Regions from separate parts of the Homo sapiens genome. Here regions 1 and 2 are each linked to region 3. Evidence: read pairs that join two places in POLR2A ChIA-PET (ENCODE). Cell type or tissue: A673. All regions are shown on one strand.

Evidence for each region. ChIA-PET counts read pairs that join two places held together with the same protein. Peaks named below come from ENCODE experiments on the same cell type or tissue, not always from the same donor. Only the 100,000 strongest peaks of a DNase experiment are listed, where the experiment ranks them.
Region 1: POLR2A ChIA-PET joins it to region 3 with 8 read pairs; 2 of 35 experiments call an interaction of 5 or more read pairs at or near these places.
Region 2: POLR2A ChIA-PET joins it to region 3 with 5 read pairs; 1 of 35 experiments calls an interaction of 5 or more read pairs at or near these places.

What each region holds. Positions count from the first base shown.
Region 1 is chr18:51,325,675-51,328,174 of GRCh38, reverse strand. No RefSeq gene overlaps it. Among named protein-coding and RNA genes, the nearest start is that of LINC01630, 65 kb to the left of the region's middle. In A673, no CTCF peak of the experiment used is centred here; a DNase peak (open chromatin) is centred at 1,034; H3K27ac peaks cover 1,772 bases.
Region 2 is chr18:52,666,682-52,669,181 of GRCh38, reverse strand. The region is part of intron 1 of DCC (DCC netrin 1 receptor); the gene reads right to left. Among named protein-coding and RNA genes, the nearest start is that of DCC, 330 kb to the right of the region's middle. In A673, no CTCF peak of the experiment used is centred here; a DNase peak (open chromatin) is centred at 1,561; H3K27ac peaks cover 1,639 bases.
Region 3 is chr18:51,233,871-51,236,370 of GRCh38, reverse strand. No RefSeq gene overlaps it. Among named protein-coding and RNA genes, the nearest start is that of MEX3C, 37 kb to the right of the region's middle. In A673, no CTCF peak of the experiment used is centred here; DNase peaks (open chromatin) are centred at 940 and 1,490; H3K27ac peaks cover 1,984 bases.

The sequences.
Region 1 (2,500 bases), 92 kb before region 3:
TCCTGATGCAGTAATTCCATTTATATAATTTAAGAAACAACTTTGGGCCGGGCGCAGTGGCTCACACCTATAATCCCAGCACTTTGGGAAGCCAAGGCAGGTGGATCATGAAGTCAGGAGTTCGAGACCAGCCTGGCCAAGATGGTGAAACCCCGTCTCTACTAAAAATACAAAAATTAGGTGGCTGCGGTGGTGGGTGCCTGTAATCCCAATTACTCGGGAGGCTGAGGCAGGAGAATCACTTGAACAGGCAGGCAGAGGTTGCAGTGAACCGAGATCACGCCACTGAACTCTAGCCTGGGTGACAGAGCAAGACTCCGTCTCAAAAAATAATAATAATAATAATAATAATAATAATAATAATAACTTTGTGTTGTTTCAAGTCACTAAATTTATGGTCATTTGTGAGAGCAGCTATAGGAAATTAATATATTCACTGATGTATCAAACTCACCATGAGGGCACTGACTCTAAAGCAAGGTCCTGGGCCCACTTCAGATCCACTTCATCAGAATCTCTGAAAGGTAGAAACTTGAAAGCCCCTAATGAGTCTTATACACACTGCATGTGGAAAACCCCAGCCAAAAGAGAAGGCCTGCTGGCCAGGAGACCTGTTCCTCACTGGCTGCAGGACGTGCACAAGTCACTTCCCCACTGGAGGTCTATTTCTTCTTCAGAGCTCAAGCTGACCCCACTGTCCTCCTTGTCTTAATACTGTTAGGGTGTTAAGTTGCAGTTGAGACCTCAATTTAACACAAATTTCCATGTTTCTTTGTTTAAGTGTCCTCTTCCTGGCTACATTGTAAACTATAATTCCAAACCTAACAAAATGTAGGACACAGGACACACAAAAATATGCTGGACATCCCTAATCATTAGAAAAGTGCAAATTAAAACCACAATGACATACACCTCATACCCATCAGGAGGGAGGGAGGAAGGAAGGAAGGAAGGAAGGAAGGAAGGAAGGAAGGAAGGAAGGAAGGGAGGAAGGAAGGTTGGTTTGGTAAGGATATGGAAAAATTGGAACCGTTGTGTACTGTTGGTGGGAATGTAAAATGATGCAGCCACTACAGAAAACAGTAGAGTAGTTCAACAAAAACTAAAAATAAAATTGTCATATGATCCAGCAACTCCAATTCTGGGTATATAACCCAGAGAATTAAAAGCAGGATCTCCAACGATATTTGTACACCCATGTTCATAGTAGCATTATTGTTGATAACCAAAAAGTGGAAGCAGACCGGGGGCAGTGGCTCACACCTGTAATCCCAGCACTTTGGAAGGCCAAGACGGGTGGATCACTTGAGGTGAGGAGCTCGAGACCAGCCTGGCCAACATGGTGAAACCTCATCTCTACTAAAAATCCAAAAAAAAACAAAAACAAAAAAAAATTTAGCAGGGTGTCGTGGTGCACGCCTGTTATCCCAATTACTCAGGAGGCGGAGGCAGGAGAATCACTTGAACCTGGGAAGCAGAGGTTGCAGTAAGCTGAAATCGTGCTACTGCACTCCAGCCTCCTGGGTGACTGAGTGAGACTCTGTCTCAAAAAAAAAAAAAAAAAAAAAAAGGTGGAAGCAAACCTAGTGTCCATCAACAGATGGATAAGTAAATGTGGTACATACGTATAATGAAATATAATTTGGCCTTAAAGGAAGGAAATTCTGGCATTCTACAACATGAATGAACTTTGAGAACATTGTGCTAAGTGAAATAAGCTAGTCACAAAAGAAAATGCTGTAAGATTCCACTTATATGAGTTACCTAAGGGTAGTCAAATTCATAGACACAGAAAGTAGAATGGTAGTTGTCAGGGACTGGAAGAAGAGGAGAATGGGAAGTTACTGTTTAATAGGTAGAGAGATTCCATCGTATAAGACGAAAAGAGTTCTGGAGCTTGATGGTGCTGATAACACAACAATGTGAATGTACTTAATGCTATTGAACTGTACACTTAGAAATGGTTAAAATGATGCATTTTGTGTAATGTGGAATATACAACAATGAATTTTTTTTTAAATGTAGACCACAAGAATGGTACTCACTAACTCTGCAGTTTAAATGTAGACCCTACAAGGGCTAAATAAATGTTAGTTAGCTGACGTTGGAGGAAGGAGAAATATAAGGGTTGAGCTTTTGCTTCCCCCAGAATAAAGCAAAATGTGGCTGAGCCCGAATCCCACTGCTGTCCTCATGTCACCATCATCTCCGACAGACAAGGCAAACATCCCTGTGTGTTTCCCCACACCCTCCTCAGTTCTGGGTCTGTGAGTTCTCTCCATTCACAGGAAAACAATACTCCTCACTGCAGACTCACTGTGTGGGGGACACAGCATAGGCCATGCTGGGCTCGTGTCTGTCACAAGTATTACACTGGAGGGATGGGAAAGAGTGACACTGGACGGAATCATCCCCCTGCCTTCTCAGCCCAGACTCCACATTTATCCATGAGCACGCCAGCTGAGTCACATCCTCTGCTTTCTAATTAACCTCTTAGCCC
Region 2 (2,500 bases), 1.4 Mb before region 3:
CCAGGAACAGACTCAGCACAAGAGGACAGCTTCAACTTCTCATGATTTCATTTCCTACCTAACCAATCAACACTCCTGGCTCACTGGTTTTCCCCTGCCCACCAAGTCATCCTTAAAAACTCTGATCCTCCAAATTCTCCGGGAGACTGATTTGAGTAATAACAAAACTCCAGGTCTCCAGTGCGGCCAGCTCTGCGTGAATTACTCTTTCTCTATTACAATTCCCCTGTCTTGATAAATCAGCTCTGCTAGGCAGCGGACAGGGTGAACCCACTGGGTGGTTACACCATGACCACAAGGCATGCATGTCTAACTGAAGAGACAAGAGTTGAGCACCAAAATAATTTGTTGAAGCTCTATATTTCATTTGAACCAAGCCAACCAACCATGGTAGAAAGATGAACTGTTCTTCACTTACAGAAACATCAACTTTCAGTAGGAACCTCTGTCAAATTGATCAGATATTGGAAATATTTGTTTTAACCAAGGCTTCCATTATTTGAGAAGTTCACAAAGAAAAAGCCATTACTCTGCTCTTCCATCAAAGATGGCTTTGGGGGCTGGGTAGCACACTGTTCTAAACCCACATAGAATTTCCCAGAGTATTATGTTCTTATTACATTTTGATATTTATTCTTTCATCTCTAAATTCATAGCATAGACTAGCACATCAGACACTTTCAAGATGAGAGATCATCTTGTGAACTAACAGCACTTAATTAAATTTTTCTTTTGCCGATTTTTCTCTTTTCTGGTTATCACAAAAATGTAGTCTGAGTAGATGTGAAAATGCCCTTTTTGTTCTGTACCTCCTGTCCATGAATTAGAGCTTTAAAATCTAAAATCTTATTAGCTTATTCTCCCAAACTTCAAATTAAGTTTTTAATCCTGCTTTATTTTGAATATATTGAAAATAAAAAACAAGTCGGGGAGCCCCACTCTCTGAAATTCTCAAACACATGAGATTACCTGAAACCATCAAAAAGTCACCTCTTTTCCATTGTCTACACAACCTCCATCCTGAAATTAATATTCAATTAATGCAAATATCTCTGCCTGACTTTCCGGAAAGCTGGCAACCTCATGCTTCCCTCCTGCTTTGACAGACTCACTGTTTTTTTTTGTTGTTGTTTTTTTTTCCTTCTCTACTCGTTAAGGAAAGAAAAATAGTGGGAAAAGTAAGGGGTTAAAAAGACGCCCCTCAATGAATGTGTTTAATAGCTGACATGTCTTCTTTCTTTTTTGTTTAAACTGGCACATACTCAGTGTGGCATTGTTCACTTTGAAGTGGTTTTCCATTGTTCTCTTACCAGCCTTTATCAAGGCCTACTGACAGATGACCTATCAAATGCTTCCTCCTTTGTCTTCTAACCTCCTTACCACCCCTAATTTCTTTTACTTTCTTTCTTTCTTTCTTTGCTTAGGGAAGGCACAATCTGCTCACCCTCCAGCTCTTCCCCCTCCAGGGGAAGCAGTTGGTAAGCCTGGACCCTCCCAAAGCCAGGGGCTGTTATGCAGAGCGTGACTGGATCCCAATTATTCAAGAAGAAGCAGTGCATAAATTAGTAGATCGTGTTTCTAAAGCTGTCATGGATAAATTGTTCTTATTTCCTGAAACTGTCATAGGAAAGGAGTGGGATTCTAAGATAGCTTTGACACCCCTGTTGCTCCTTGAAGACAAAGAAGCCCTAATGTCTCCTGCAAGGTCTGAGCCTGGAACAGGCTTACAACAGGCCAAAGTCAAAATGAAGATTTAGGAAATAAAATAGAACTCGTGTCATGGTTGGAAGGCAAGTTTCAAATCAAAATAGATAAGACATATATCAATAATAATACTTGTTTCATGAATCACCTGCAGTATTTATGCTTAGGATGCTTGGATGACATTGTCACTGGCATATATCATCTACTACCATTTGGGGGTTGGGGCAAACCAACTCCTAATTCCACCAAAGTTACCTTCAGCCCTGGGAAGGCTGCTAGGCTGAAGCGACAAACTGAGCTTTCTCAAATCTTCCTGCACACAAGCCTGCTCAAAGTCCCTCTCCTCATTTGGGCCTATCTTCAGTCTCAACAGATACTGGCTCTATTCCATATCCTCCCTTGTAACTGTAATCCCTCCCTTTGCCCCTCAAATTTTGACTCACAGATTGTACCTTCTGGCATAGTCAACATAACTTTTACAGAATTCAATTTCGTTCTTATTAGATGATCCCTGATACCAACAAACACATATACAGATGTATATACAATTATATGAGATAATTTTAATTATTTTTCATCAAAATACCTGGGAGTATTTCTGAGGAAAAAAAAGTATTTTCTGGGGAAAAAAGTATTTTCTTCAAATTATAAGCAGAGGTAATTCTAAAAATGAACTTCTGTAGAATAGATCCTCTTCAAAGGTAGTAGAAGTGACATGTCATGATTTATGGCTGGTGACATACTAACAAGTTATTTTCTTTAGACAAATTGATTCTGTGCTTTCCAATTTTTGAGA
Region 3 (2,500 bases):
ATTGCCGAAGGGACTCTACGGTCCATAGCCAATCAGCTTCCATGATTCAGAGGCCCATTGTCTGGTTTGAGGCTTATTTGGATCTTTAGCTTTTTTCTGTGCCCCACCTTTTGACTATCCTACAAAATACCTCCACCAAAAAAGGAAAAGAATAAAAACATAAATCAATCTACTACTTGTTAACAACTTTACCAAAATAATAGCAATTGTTAGCTACCATAGCCAACAGGCAAATAATTTTATGTGTTTCAAGAAACTTAAAAACTGAAAAGCATCTTAGCCATCATCTAGTCTAAACCACACATTTTACAGATGAGAAAAGTGAGGTTTAGTGAGGTGAAAATGACTTGCTTAAGGTACACAGCCAGTTCCTGGAAAATCCAACCCCAAAAAGTTCATGTGTTCCAGCACCTGGTCTGAAGCTGTTTCCACCTGTTATCTTTCATCCTTAAATTATTTTCAAAACTGTGCTGATATGCTTGTGTAAGAACATCATCAGCCTAATAAAAGTATGTATTTTTTTCCTAATAATGGTTTGGCTTCATCTGCTCTATCCGGACTCTGATATTGTTTAGACCTATGACCTTGGGAGTAGAGCTTCTAAGCAGAAAACTGAGGGAAGAGACTGAAATCTAAGAAAATCTAAATGCCAGTTTAGAACTGCCCTGGAGGGTGTATTTCTTACCCAGCCCTCCCTGCCACCATCAGTTTCCAGTCACATCCCCAGGAACACTTGTCGTCAGACTTTTTTTTTTTTTTTTGGTAACATTCTGTCCCTCCCTTTCCACTCCCATCTGCAGCCAAAATGATTCTTAGAGCTTATCTCAGACACATGCCCAACCTAATTCTACCCAGGAAATAGCTGTCAGCAAATTTCCTTGGGGGTTTGTAATTCCCTTTAACTTAAGTAGGTCGTTGCACTAAAGGAAGTATAAAGATGGAATGAATGAGAATAAGCTGCTGGATGGGGCTTGTGTGAGATCTGTGAAAATGGAGGGAAGATGGGCAGAGTGGCAGGGTGAGGCCAGCAAGGGAAGTCCCCCTGGGAGCTTTTGGATGACTCAGACCTCACAGCCTTACTAGTCAGACAGGCTGACAGAGTCAGAAAGAGTGAATGTTTAAGGGACCCTAATCCTAACGACGTGGAGTCACTGTTCTGCCTGCGTCTATACATATTTCTTCTCAAAGAAAGAAGGGCTCCGAAGAGCACAAGAGACAAGCTATATGGGAAGATGCCATTTTGCAAGTTGAGAAGAGGTGCTTGGGGCTGAAAAGGTGGAGATGGATGACCTGCAATGCAGAGGTCTTATTAACATAGTTGACTTGCTTCCAACAAAAACCAAATGATCCCTTTCTCACCAAGCTGCCCGATCTCCCTTTGAAAAGTCCATTCGGATAAGTAGAGACCTAAAATCCACAAAATAAACATCCCCGGTTGGATGCAGTGTCTTGGGTAAGACACCTTGTGGGGTTAGGCTGAGTAACACCAGAGTAAAATGATAAGGATTATCTTTCAGGGAGAAGGAGGGAGGAGTCACCAGGGGGAAGAAACATTGTGGGAAAGTGAATATTGCTGACAGGCACAACCCTGGCATATTCTTACATGAGTGCCCTGAGACTCTCTGACATAGATGGCCTTGACCTTCTCTCAAAACCTCCTAGAAGCCTGCTTCCTGTCAAGTGCAGCAAAGCCTACCCCACCACCCCCAGCACACACCCCACCTCATCACAGGATATGGTCTTGTTTGCCATTGCTTAGCCACGGCAACTGTACCTACCAGGCTATAGGTATTTTACCTGTGAAGAGATAGAAACAAGCTGTCTCATTAAACGTGGGTTTACCACTGTTGCCCCTAAAATTTTGACTCTTAGGATACATGGTGACATACGCTAGAAATCTATTGATAAGGTGAGGTTGCTCCCTAAGACTCCTCTGCTCTGTAGTACACACACATCCAGGCATTCATTCATGTATTAAAAATTGTGCAGTGCTTATTAAGCAACAGGCAGTGCAAGCAGGAATATACAAGGGTGAGAAAACTGCCCTCTTGAACCACATACTGCAGTCAGGAGAAGCACTGTCCCGGAGAAATAACAACGTGAGTCATACATGTAATTTTTTTTTCTTTTTTTGAGATGGAGTCTCACTCTGTTGCCCAGGCTAGAGTGCAGTGCCACGATCTCGGCTCACTGCAACCTCCACCTCCCAGGTTCAAGCGATCTCATGCCTCAGCCTCCCAAGTAGCTGGGATTACAGGCACCCACTGCTATGCCTGGCTAATTTTTGTATTTTTAGTAGAGACGGGGTTTCACCATGTTGGCCAGGCTGGTCTCGAACTCCCGGCCTCATGTGATCCACCCTCCTTGGCCTGCCAAAGTGCTGGGATTACAGGCATGAGCCACGCACACCCAGCCTAGTAGCCATGTTTTAAAAGGATAGAAAGAAACAACTGAAATTGATCCTAACAATATATTTTAGTTAATACAATATACCCAAATT